2 separate regions of the Homo sapiens genome follow, and region 1 is linked to region 2. A link is a contact called in ENCODE Hi-C or POLR2A ChIA-PET data. All regions are on one chromosome and are shown on one strand. The core of a region is the stretch at or near the end of the contact, and the rest is flanking DNA. Distances in the headings are between cores, read along the strand shown. Region 1 has its middle 26 kb from the start of C9orf50. Region 2 overlaps LOC124900275 (extensin-like).

The links. Hi-C counts contacts between places; a loop is a spot of excess contacts on that map. ChIA-PET counts read pairs that join two places held with the same protein, here RNA polymerase II (POLR2A). Pooled maps may share reads with other maps.
Region 1: a loop to region 2 is called in a map of heart right ventricle, with 2.2 times the contacts of the local background. The contact joins two enhancer-like sites. A Hi-C loop is called at or near these places in 64 of 168 maps with a recorded cell type or tissue (A673, CD14-positive monocyte, CD4-positive, alpha-beta T cell and 43 more), 7 of 37 single-sample maps with no recorded cell type and 30 of 50 pooled maps. POLR2A ChIA-PET finds 5 or more read pairs at or near these places in 28 of 52 experiments (A549, AG04449, AG04450 and 22 more).

The regions. Positions count from the first base shown.
Region 1 is chr9:129,591,823-129,597,771 of GRCh38, reverse strand. No RefSeq gene overlaps it. Among named protein-coding and RNA genes, the nearest start is that of C9orf50, 26 kb to the left of the region's middle. RefSeq lists a silencer at 136-355. Within about 2 kb of position 2,216, at least 11 of the 41 ENCODE cell types and tissues checked have a DNase peak (open chromatin) inside an H3K27ac peak, as active enhancers do; they include stomach, where a contact is called at or near this core.
Region 2 is chr9:129,505,469-129,511,978 of GRCh38, reverse strand. The region is part of intron 3 of LOC124900275 (extensin-like); the gene reads right to left. All of the region lies in intron 4 of LINC00963 (long intergenic non-protein coding RNA 963), which reads right to left. Among named protein-coding and RNA genes, the nearest start is that of LINC00963, 20 kb to the right of the region's middle. Within about 2 kb of position 4,922, at least 4 of the 41 ENCODE cell types and tissues checked have a DNase peak (open chromatin) inside an H3K27ac peak, as active enhancers do; they include stomach, where a contact is called at or near this core.

The sequences.
Region 1 (5,949 bases), core at 967-3,466, 88 kb before region 2:
CGCTGGCCTGAGGTCCCACAGCGCAGGCGGGTCCGAAGCCCCCAGTCTGGGTTCAGGCCTCCCCCGCCCTGCGGCGCGGCCTCGTGGCGTCCCCAGCCCTCCGTTCCCGGTCGCTGCCCTGCAGGGACTTGCCCAGCGGGGACGCGCCGGGCCTCCCCGAGGTCTGCGCCCGGCTGCAGCCGCGGGATGAAAGGGGAATCCACCGAAACCCGCCTCCCTCCCAGCTCGCCCGCCCCACCCGCAACCGGATCTGGCTGGGGGCGGCGGGCTTTGAAGTCCGCGCCAGCGGCCCCAGCGCTCGGACGGCTCCGGAGACTCCGGGAGGCCGACTTGAAAGGGCAAGCCGCGGGCCGGTCCAGCCTTCCCGGGACAGGGCCGGGGAGAGCGGGGAGGAGGAGGGGAGGGGCGGGAGGGGGAGAAAGGGGAGAGTGAAGGGGAGGGGGCGGAGGGAGGGACAAAGGGTCCCGCCTGACGCCCTCCCCAGGGCCCAAGGGCGGCCCAGCCCCGCGCTAGGAGCGAGGAATGAGTTATCCCGGCATTCAAGGCCCTGCCGTGGGTGCCCTGCGCGCCACCCGTTTCTTCCTCCCTCCTGGCCCCTTGGCCAGACAGAACTGCTTCTCAGCTACTGCCTCACTCCGGCCTTAGCACACGCTGTTCCTTCTGCCAGGAGCGCCTTTCCCATCTTCCCCTCCCAGGCTCCAGCCTCAGCTCCTCCCTGCGGGGGATGGGAGGGAAGGGCGTCCTCTCTTCCTGTGGGGCCTCCCATAAACCTCCTGCCCTACCCTCTTCCCGGGTGCCCTCCTCCCCGGCCCCCTGCCTCAGCGTCCCCCAAGGCTGCTCAGACTCTGGTAATCCCTGGCCCAGAACCCCAGCTGTGGACACCTGGAGGGCATCCTCGCATCCCCCAGTCTGGACAGCTGTGGGTGGGCGCAGGAGACAGGGAGAGGGGGTCCTTCGATAATAGCGATCACAATACTAATAAGCCTTGGGGACTGGTCAGTGTGTGGGCGGGTGCTGAGAGAATTCCAGGGTCCTAGAGCCCATCGGCCCCGCGCACTGGAGCCTTATAGCTTCCAATGCACCCATGCAGGCGCACCATAGCCTCTTTCTCCTCCCTGCCCATCAGATTGCAAAGCTGGGTGACCCCTCTCCCGACCTCCAGCCGGGACCTCCTCCTCACTGCAGAGGGCCCCCAGCTGCCGCCTCGGCCCTTGGGTTCAACCACTGGCAGCCCCTAGAAAGCTCCAGCCCCACCCCCAGGGTTCTCTGTCCTCAGAGTCCCAGGAGGCTTTGCAGCTGTCTCCTGGAACCCTCTCCTCTGCCCACCTAGTGGGCTGATTGCCTGGTTTCTCCCAGCTCCCCAGGGCTGCTGGCTGAGGACAGAGTTTTTGTTCCAAGTTGCAGATGAGGACACTGAGGCCCACAGAGAAGTTGAGGTCTCGAAGCTGGTGGGATTGAGGTGGCCATGCTGGCCCCTGAGGAGCCAAGAGAGAGGGGCCCCCAACAGGCTGTGTCTAATAGGACAAGAGTGCCGCCATCTTCACAAGTCTCCACCATCTTAAAAGTATCAAGTTTCCATGTCTCAAAACTGTCCGCAAATGTCAACCCTGCCCATAGCTTCAACAGAGCATAAGGCTGTAACTGCAGCAGAACCTCACAAAGTCCCCAACAGTCACAACCAGCCAGCACTTCCCCAACTCCTCCACATAGAATCTTTCCTCAAAGCACACTTCCGGGCTGGGCGCGGTGGCTCATGCCTGTAATCTCAGCACTTTGGGAGGCTGTGGTGGGCAGATAACCTGAGGTCAGGAGTTCAAGACCAGCCTGGCCAACATGGTGAAACCAGGTCTCTACTAAAAATACAAAAAAATTAGCTGGGTGTGGTGGCAGGCGCCTGTAATCCCAGCTACTCAGGAGGCTGAGGCAGGAGAATTGCTTGAACCTGGGAGGCGGAGGTTGCAGTGAGCTGAGATCCCACCATTGCACTCCAGCCTGGGCAACAGGAGTGAAACTCTGTCTCAAAAAAAAAAAAAAAAAAGCACACTTCCCCAACCAGGCCCTTTAAAAAGCCTCAGGCTATATGAGAAGCTTGCTCCTGAGCCTGCTGGCCAGAAGCCCTTCTCAGGTTTACTCTTAATAAATCCATCTCCACTGTAGAACTGCCTTCTTGCCTCTTCTTTCCTTCATCTTTCTATTCCAATACTTGCTGCCAAACCCCGGGATGAGTCTTGGGGCTGAGAACTCTTGCAACCCAGGAAGCAGTGGGCCCCGACAGCTCATCCCTGGCTAATTCCTGGATCCTGAGGGTTCTCTGGCTTCCCGCCTAGTCCCTCAACTCTTCCTCTTTTTTAAAAGTGATTTGCATGAGGTAATTGAGTGACAGGAGAGGACTTCGAGGCTGTGGCCAGGGCTACCCCTGGATGGGTTCTCAAAACTCCCGGACCCAGAATTTTGCCTCCAACCGCTGGATCTGGGCAATTTACTTTCTGTTTCTCCCCAACGGCTCCAGTTTGAGAGGTCCTTTGCTGGTTCCTTCTAAAACATCCAACACCAGACACTAATTAGTAAGGTTTGCCCCCACCTGTCTCTCCTGTGCTACCCAGGAGACTCAGGTCCGCAGTCCCGGTCTCCTGGGGACCATTAGGACCATCAGAGACCTTGGGAGGGTGACGTTCAGGGATGCCTGACCTTTCCCCTCAGTCTACCTCCTCTTGAGAGGATCTCCCGTCTCTGCCCTTTTTCTGGGGATGCCTAGTCTAACGGCAGACACCCCTGGCCTTTCCTTGCCAAATCTCAATGGGCTCCAATCAATCTCAAATTACTCCTTCCTCCCCTCTAGGTTTCCTGATTTGTAACCTTTCTAAACTCGGTATAAAGGGGGACATTAAAGTAAAGTGCCTTATATTCTTTTGCAATACTGCCTGGCCTCAGGCCAAGGGCAACCGTTGGCCTGAAAACGGCACATTCGACCACCAAATTTTAAGGGATTTAGATAACTTCATTTATCGAAATGGCAAATGGCAAGAAGTTCCTTCATTTACCTTTGCTCACGTCCTTCCCTCTGCCAAGATTGTTCCCCACACCTCTAATTTGCTCCTTAATCTCTGTTGTTGGCATAAAGGGCATTCAGAAAACTCCCCTCCAAACACTCCCCTTATATTGTTCCTTTCGGGACGTCACCCTCATACATTGCTTCCTGTTAATCCCACATTGCCCCATGCCTCTTCTAAGTAGAGACCTGCTGCACAAATTGCGTGGCTTCCTCCACCTTTGGGCTCTTGGCCAAAGCCATCCCTACTTATTTTTATGCCAGGAACCCAAATTCTCCCTACCTGAAGTTAAGGAGCCAACACCTGACCTTAGCATTATAACTCAAACAAATCCTATTGTTTGGTCAACACAAATTCTGCAGTCGTGGCGGCCCACCACTCCCCATTAAAATTTCATTAAAGGATCCTTCTCATTAGATCACAGTCCAACAGTATTCTGTCAGCCCTGAGAGGCTTCGGGGACTCAAGCCCATCATCTCCCAACTGTTAGCTGCCAACATCCTCATTCCAACCCATTCCCCTCATAACACCCCTATTGTCCCTGTCCGGAAGCTGGATGGGTCCTACCGGCTTGTCCAGGACCTTCGTCAAATCAATTCTGCTGTCATCCCTACACACCCAGTCGTTCCTAATCCCTATACACTCCTCTCCAGAATCCCCCCTCATACCAGTCATTTTTCAGTACTAGACCTCAAAGTGCCTTTTTCAGGCCAGGCACAGTGGCTCTCGCCTGTAATCCCAGCACTTTGGGAGGCTGAGGCGGACGGATCACGGGGTTGGGAGATCAAGACCACCCTGGCTAACACGGTGAAACCCCGTCTCTACTAAAAATGCAAAAAATTAGCCTGGCATGGCGGCGGGCGCTTGTAGTCCCAGCTACTCAGGAGGCTGAGGCAGGAGAACGGCATGAACCCGGGAGGCGGAGCTTGCAGTGAGCCGAGATTGCGCCACTGCACTCCAGCCTGGGCGACAGAGCGAGACTCTGTCTCAAAAAAAAAAAAAAAAGATGCCTTTTTCACTATACCTCTATACCCTTCTTCCCAAAACCTGTTTGCTTTTACCCAGATGGATCCAGATACCAACATTTCCCAACAGCTCACATGGACTGTCCTCCCCCAGGGTTTCAGACACAGCCCCCCAACTTTTTTGGACAAGCCCTTCAAGCAGACCTCTCTAAACTTTGCCTAACACCTCCCATCCTCCTTCGCTATGTAGATGATCTGCTGCTCTGTTCCCCTTCAGAGGAACTCTCTATTCAGCATACTGTTACCCTTTTAAACTCCCTCACCCAGTACAGCTACCAGCTGTCCAAAAAAAAAAAAAGGCCCAATTAGCCTCCTCCAAGGTTTCATACCTGGGCCTCATGATTACCCCTGCCACCTGGGAAATTCCCTCAACACACAAGCAGATGGTCCAGAGCATCCTATTCCCTCATACCAAAAGAGACTGTCTCTCTTTCTTGGGACTCATGGAGTACTTCCAGCTATGGATTGCCAATTTTGTAGTGATTGCCACGCCATTATATGAGGCCTCAAAGGGAAACCTCGCTGAGCTTATTGCCCCTACTCCTGAACTTCATCATGCTTTGTCCTGCTTAAAACAAGCTCTAACCTGGGCCCCTGCTTTGGGTCTCCTTAACCCCAGCCGACCTTTCCATTTATACTTACACAGCTCCCAAAACGGAGCTTTAGGCCTTTTGGCCCAGCCCACAGGGGACTCTCTTCAACCTGTTGCATACTTCTTCAAGCAGCTAGATCTTATCTATAAAAGTTGGCCTCACGGCTGGGCACGGTGGCTCATGCCTGTAATCCCCACACTTTGGGAGGCCGAGGCGGGCAGATCCCCTGAGGTCAGGAGTTCGAGACCAGCCTGACGAACATGGAGAAACCCCATCTCTACTGAAAATACAAAATTAGCCGGGCATGGTGGTACATGCCTGTAATCCCAGCTACTAGGGAGGCTGAGGCAGGAGAATCGCTTTAACCTGGGAGGCGGAGGTTGCAGTGAGCCGAGATCGCGCCATTGCACTCCAGCCTGGGCAACAAGAGCGAAACTCCGTCTCAAAAAAAAAAAAAAAAAAAAAGTTGGCCTCTTTGCCTAAACATTTTAGCCACAGCCTCTTTAATTATCCCAGAGGCACAAAATTTCATCTTCTATAAACCCCTGCAAGTTTATTCATCACATGACTTGCAAGATATGCTCAGCCACAGGGCACTTCAAACAGTATCCCCTTCCCGCATCCAGACCCTGCACTCAGCCATTCTCCAATCCTTTCTCTCCCTCCGTAAATGCTCCCCTCCTAACACCGCCACCCTTTTACCCTCAACACCCCTCTTAGAGTCACCCCTGCACTCCTGCACTGATATCACTGATGACTCCCTTATCACGTTCCATCATTTAACCAACGCACCTATAAAGGGAGCTCCAGGCTGGTTTCTAGACAGCAGTGTGTCCAGAGTTCCTCCTTTCTCAGCAGGGTATATTATCATGGAAGGATACCGTGATGACACCCCCGTCCTCCCTCCCTGAAGAGTCATAGAAGCCTCTTTCTTACCAGCAGGCACATCCTCCCAGCAGGTAGGCCCATAACCAGGGCCCTAACCCTAGCAGCAGGAAAACAGGTCAATATTTACACTGACTCCAAATATGCATAGAACATCATTCATTCCAATGCCCAAATTTGGAGTGAACGCGGTTTCCTCACCACAAAGTGAACCCCCATTGTTAATGGAAAGCTCATTCGCCATTTGTTACAGGCTGCCTTGCTCCCAAAAAGTGGCAATAATTCACTGCAGGGAACACCAATCAAATGAGGGTCATATTTCCTTAGGAAATCGCAAGGCTGACAAATGAGCCAGAATGACCTCAGCAAATCAAGAAATTCCCCAATATCTTTTTT
Region 2 (6,510 bases), core at 3,673-6,172:
AATACAAAAATTAGCTGGGCAAGGTGGCACGCACATGTAATCTCAGCTACTCAGGAGGCTGAGGCAGGAGAATCGCTTGAACCCAGGAGGTGGAGGTTGCAGGGAGACGAGATGGTGCCACTTCACTCCAGCCTAGGCGACAGAGCGAGGTTCCATCTCAAAAACAAAACACGACAAAACAAAACGAAAAACCATGCCTAGAGCTGAGACATCCTGAGGCTGGCTGGGGTCATCGGCTTGTGGTCAGTGTAGCCACCGCATGTTGGCCCACACCCTCCCCTTCCCTGGAAGCTGAGGCCAGAGGTCTGCCCATTAATCTCCCAGTGCCCCAGGGCTTCATGGGAAGCCCCTTTCCCCAGAGAAGCTCTTGTTCTCTAGCGTGGAAGCCCAGCTCCTTACTTATTCCTGGAGTCTAGCTCCCTCTAGTCAAGCCAGAGTACCCAGCTTTTGGTCAGGGGGCTGTACGTGTGGGGCAAAGGGCAAAGTGGTGTCCAGGACCTGGAGCAGGAAAAGCTTGCATTATGCTCTGTGTCAAGCCAGTGGGGGCTACAGGTCCTGGGTTACTACTTGCCAGTTGGTGGTTGTGTGGGCAAGGAAAGGGGGATCATGGGTGGGACCCTGAGAGGCACTTCTCATTCCCCTGTGAGAGGCCCCACATCTGGCCTCTCCAGACAGACTCCATGCTGGATAACAGTTGGGTTCAGAACTTTAAGGAACAAATTGCTGTTTCCAGCTCAGCTGTTCAGTCCATTGGGCTCCTCCTCTTCCAAATCCCCTATCACTAACCCTCCTGCCGCATGAGGGTAACCTCTACCCCTATTTCTAACACCATGGAGTAGTTTTGCCTGTTTTTGTCCTTTATATATGTGAACTATTTTGCACATTAAGGTTGTAGATTCATCTATATTGTTGTGTACGGTTTGTTTATTCTTAAAGCTGATCAATCATCCCCTGTATGAATGAATAGTCTATAATTTCTCTCTGTTCTAAAGCCGGAGGATATTCAGATTCTTTCCAGTTTAGGGCTATCCTGAATAGTGTTGGTGTGAATATTCCAGGTTATGTCTTTCTTTCTTCCTTTTTTTTTAATTGAGACAAGATCTTGCTCTGTCACCCAGGCTGGAGTGCAGTGGCGAGATCACAATTCACTGTAGCCTCCACCTTCCGGGTTCAATCAATCTGCATGCCTTGGCCTCCTGAGTAGCTGGGACTACAGGCATATACCATCATGCCTGGCTACTTTTTAGTAGAGACGAGGTTTTGCCTTGTTGCCTAGGCTGCTCTCGAACTTCTGGGCTCAAGCAATCCTCCCTCCTTGGCCTCCCGATGTGCTGGGATTACAGGCATGAACCACCTCACCTGGCACAGGTTACATCTTTTGATGAACACGTGGATGCATTTCTTTTGCCTGTATGCCCAGGAGTGGAAATGCTTGGTCAGAGGGCAGGGTGTGTTCAACACAATTAAACCTTACGGATGCTTTCGTGGTGGTTATACTAATTTAGATTCCCATCAGCAATGTCTGAGAGTTCTGGTTGCTCCATATCCTCATCAGCACTTGGTATTGCCAGTCTTTTTCACTTAAACTTCTCTGGTGTCTGAAGCGGTAGCTCACTGTGGTTTTGTATTCTCCTTGCTATTGTCCGAATGTTTGAGTTTCTCCCAAAAACTCATACGTTAAGACTTAATCGGCTGGGTGCAGTGGCTCATGCCTGTAATCCCAGCATTTTGGGAGGACGAAGTGGGCGGATCATGAGGTCAGGAGTTCGAGACCAGCCTGACCAACATGGTGAAACCCTGTCTCTACTAAAAATATGAAAATTAGCCGGGCATGGTGGCACACGCCTGTAATCCCAGCCACTTGGGAGGCTGAGACAGGATAATCACTTCAGCCCGGGAGGCAGAGGTTGCAGTGAACCAAGATTACGCCACTGCACTCCAGCCTAGGCAACAGAGTGAGAGTCCATCTCAACAACAACAACAACAAAAAGACCTAATCACCAAGGTGATGGTGTTAGAAGGTGTTAGAAGATGGGGATCTTTGAAAGGTGATTAGGTCATGAGGGCTCTATCCTTGTGAATTGGATAACTGCCCTTATAAAAGAGGCCCCAGAGAACTGTCTTCCCCCTTCCACCATGTGAGGATACAGCAAGAAGGTGCCATGTTTGAAGCAGGGAACGGGCTCAGGCACCGGATCTACTGCTGCCTTGATCTTGGACTTCCCAGCCTCCAGAACTGTGAGCAATAAATTCCGTTGTTTATAAATTTCCCAGTCTAAGGTATTTTGTTACAGTATCCTGAACTGACCAAGCCACCCCCATGAGTCATGAAGCTAGCAGCTTTTCGTGTATTTGTTGGCCTCCTAAGTACTCTTGTTATGAAGTACTTTAATGCAAGCCCTCCCCCATTTTTCTCTTGAATTGTCTGCCTTTTTCTTTTTGGTTTGTAGGAGTTCTTCATATATAGTGGGAAAAAATCATTTGGGATGTGTGTGTGTGCGCACACGCAAATGCATGCATGCACGTGTTTAAAAGGCCAATATTCTCTGTCCCACAAATTCAGAACACCACAGTGGTTGGGCCATAATTGCACTGTGGGTGGTGGCAGGGTTTCAGACAAAAGGCATAATAACATGTCACATAAAATTAATCTGATTTGAATCGATTTTGTACGTGATGGGTCAATTTGTCTTGGTCTGATGCTTGTATAAGAGCTACAAGGAGTTTATATCTCATTTTATGCTTGCACATGTTTAAGTAATACACAATAAAAATCATTTAAGGCAACAGTGAGGGCCCAGGAGATGCCCTTCTTCTCTAGGTAAGCAGGAGATTCTCAAAACACAAATCCAATCTGTGACTCCCCTGCTTAATGCATCTCAAAAGATCCTTTTTTTGTCTAGGATGGAGATGAGACTCCTTCCCCTGGTAGGCGGCCTCCTCGGACCTGCTCCCCTGCACTGTTCACTGAAGCCGCCGCCTCCTTCTGGGCATGGTCTCTCCATGTCTTCTCTCTCCACATAAGCCCCCAGCCCCTGTTTTGGAGCAGCTGCTGCCCTGACCACCCCTTTTGCTTAGACTTAGCTCAATCATCCCTTCTCTGGGAAGCTCCCACTGTGGCCTCTGAAACCACCATCCCAGCTGGGCACTTTGCTTCCTTTTTTTTTTTTTTTTTTGAGACAGAGTCTCGCTCTGTCGCCCAGGCTGGAGTGCAGTGGCGCCATCTCGGCTCACTGCAACCTGTGCTCCTGGGTTCACGCCATCCTCCTGCCTCAGCCTCCCGAGTAGCTGGAACTACAGACGCCCGCCACCACGCCCAGCTAATTTTTTTGTATTTTTAGTAGAGACAGGGTTTCACCGTGTTAGCCAGGATGGTCTCAATCTCCTGACCTCATGATCCGCCCGTCTCGGCCTCCCAAAGTGCTGGGATTACAGGCGTGAGCCACCACGTCCGGCCTTTGCTTCTTTGCATAATCTCAGCTGAGATTTATAATTTACTTGTGGGATTCTCCCCTCTCAAACTATAAGTTCTGTGAAGACAGAGATGGTATTTTTTTCTCCTCACTTTATTTATTTATTTGAGACAGAGTCTCACTATGTTGCCCAGGCTGGAGTGCAGAGGTGCAATCTCGGCCCACTGCACGCTCCACCTCCTGAGTTCAAGTGATTCTCCTGCTCAGCCTCCTGAGTAGCTGGGACTACAGATATGCACCACCATGCCTGGCTAATATTTGTATTTTTAGTAGAGACGGGGTTTTGCCATGTTGGCCAGGCTGGTCTCAAACTCCTGACCTCAGGTAATCCACCTGCCTCTGCCCCTCAAAGTGCTGGAATTACAGTCACGAGCCACTGCGCCCGGCCTTCTCCTCACCTTTTTCTCCAGTGTCCACTCCAGCATGCAGTATTTGATAAGCGCTCAGTAAATGTTTGTTGAATGACTTACTAACCTGAGCTTGTGTTAACTCTCTCACTGTATTGATTCTGAAAGGCAAAGAGGGCCCAAGGTCACATGTAGGGAAGGGCCAAAGGCAGGACTGGAGCCCAGCAATTCTTGTTCAACCACACGGAATGGGAAGTAAAGTCCTCTTTGGCCAGCAGCAGAGGGGCCAGGTCCCCCTTGTCATCAGCCTGGAAGACCCTAAAGGATCATCTAGGACAATTCTTTCATTCTTTGAATGGGGCATCTAAAACTGAAGAGTGGACAGGGATTGTCTAGAGTCATACGGTGAAGGTGATCCGGAAGTTCCGCTAGAGAACACAGCAGATTCTATCCTGTAGAAACACAATGGGTTCTACCCAGATTGCCTGACACTCAATATTCTTTTTTAATTAAACTAAATTAATTAACTACTTTTTGAGTGCAGTGTTGTGATCTCAGCTCACTGCAACCTCCACCTCTCAGGTTCAAACAATTCTCCTGCCTCAGCCTCCCGAGCTGCTGGGATTACAGGTGTGTGCCACCACGCCCAGCTAATTTTTGTATTTTTAGTAGAGTCAGGGTTTCGTCGCGTTGGCCAGGCTGGTCTTGAACTCTTGGCCTCAAGCAATCCACCTGCCTCAGCCTCCCAAAGGGCTGGGATTTCAGGCGTGAGCCACTGAGAGGGGCTCTGACACTCAACATTCTTTCCAGTATCCCCAACTCTCCTGGAGGTGAAGGACTAAGGGGGTGGGGGCATGGCTCTCAGACTCCAGACTGACAACCTAATATTGAGGCTGGGCTGGGAGTGGAACCGAGATTTCCCAGCCTGAGGCCAATGGATGACAAGGGCCTTTCTTGTTCTCCTCCAGAGCCTCTTCTGGAGCCCCACTAGGGAATTCCTGTCCTTGGAAAAGTGGGAGAGGACCAGAACATTCTGGAATAAAGACTGGAGACATTCAGAGTGACGCAAGAAGTACAGTCCACAGTGGAGGAAAACTCCAGCTGCCAGGCAATTGCCCGCTGGTCCCTGGCCTGGTCTAGGTGGTTGTGGGGGAAGGGGAGCTAACTGCAGTGACTCACTTAACCCTTTCCGGGCAGAGGAAGATAACGCTTTTTAATTGAAGAAATTTTTTAATTAAAAAACATTTTTTTGACGGCTTCTTGTTGAGCAGGGCTACCCCACAGGCCATGTGCCTAGAGTGGCCTTAATTGAAATTTTTGTTACAATCATTGTAGATTCCTGTACAGTTATAAGAAATAAAACAGCCGGGCGTGGTGGCTCATGCCTGTAATCCCAGCACTATGGGAGGCCGAGACGGGCGGATGACGAGGTCAGGAGATTGAGACCATCCTGGCTAACACGGTGAAGCCCCGCCTCTACTAAAAATACAAAAAATTAGACGGGCGAGGTGGCGGGCGCCTGTAGTCCCAGCTACTCGGGAGGCTGAGGCAGGAGAATGGTGTGAACCCAGGAGGCGGAGCTTGCAGTGAGCCAATATCGTGCCACTGCACTCCAGCCTGGGCGACAGAGCGTCTCCAAAAAAAAAAAAAAAAAAAGAAGAAATAAAACAGAGAGGCTGGGCACAGTGGCTCACGCGTGTAATCCCAGCACTTTGGGAGGCCGAGGCAGGTGGATCACCCAGCCTGGGCAACAAGAGGGAAACTTCATCTCAAAATAACAACAACAACAAAAAAGAAAACAGAGGGATCCCAGGTACCCGCCTTCACTCAGTTTCCCCAATGGTAACATCTCGCAGAACTACTGGGCGCCATCACAGCCGGGGTCTGACTGCTCTTGCTCAGGTTTCCCCGGTTTTCCGTATCCTCACGTGTGTGTATTTACTTCTGTGCAATTTTATCGCAGGCCAAGGCAGGCGGATCACCTGAGCTCAGGAGTTTGAGACCAGCCTGGGCAACATGGTGAAACCCTGTCTCTACAAAAAATACAAAAATTAGCCGGACACGGTGGCACGTGCCTGTAGCCCCAGCTCCTTGAGGGTCTGAGATGGGAGGATCACTTGAGCCCAGGAGGTGGAGGTTGCAGTGAGCCCATATTGCGCCACTGTACTCCAGCCTGGGTGACAGGGCGAGACCCTGTCTCAAAAACAAAAACAAATAAACAGAATGAGAGTATGCAACCTTTTGGGACTGGCTTTTCCCCTCAGCAGACACCACTTTTCTTGAGCACCTTGATCTCATAGTCCCAGGGACGGCTTCTGTTATTCCCATTTTACAGCTGAGCAAACTGCTCCCCAACGCCCAACCCCCAGAGCCAGCGCTCATGATGGCTAATTTGGGGAGCATCTCCTCCAGGAGAGGAGGGCAGGGGGTTGGGCGGAGGGCTGGGGCCAGAGCCTTCCCCAGCCCTGCTGAGACCCAGCTCCCTCTTCTGCAGCCTGTCTCAGAGCGGGGTCTCCTTTGTGCCTCCCACCCGCTCCCCAGGCCCGTCTTTTCCCTCAGCAGAGAGGCAGTGAATGGGGGCCGCTGGGGGCCGAATCTGCTGGCCCGAGGCCCAGCTTGGCCACAGAGAGGCTGTGTGACTAGCACGGTGGCCCCATCCTCTGAGCCTCAGGATCCCCCTGGGTAAAACA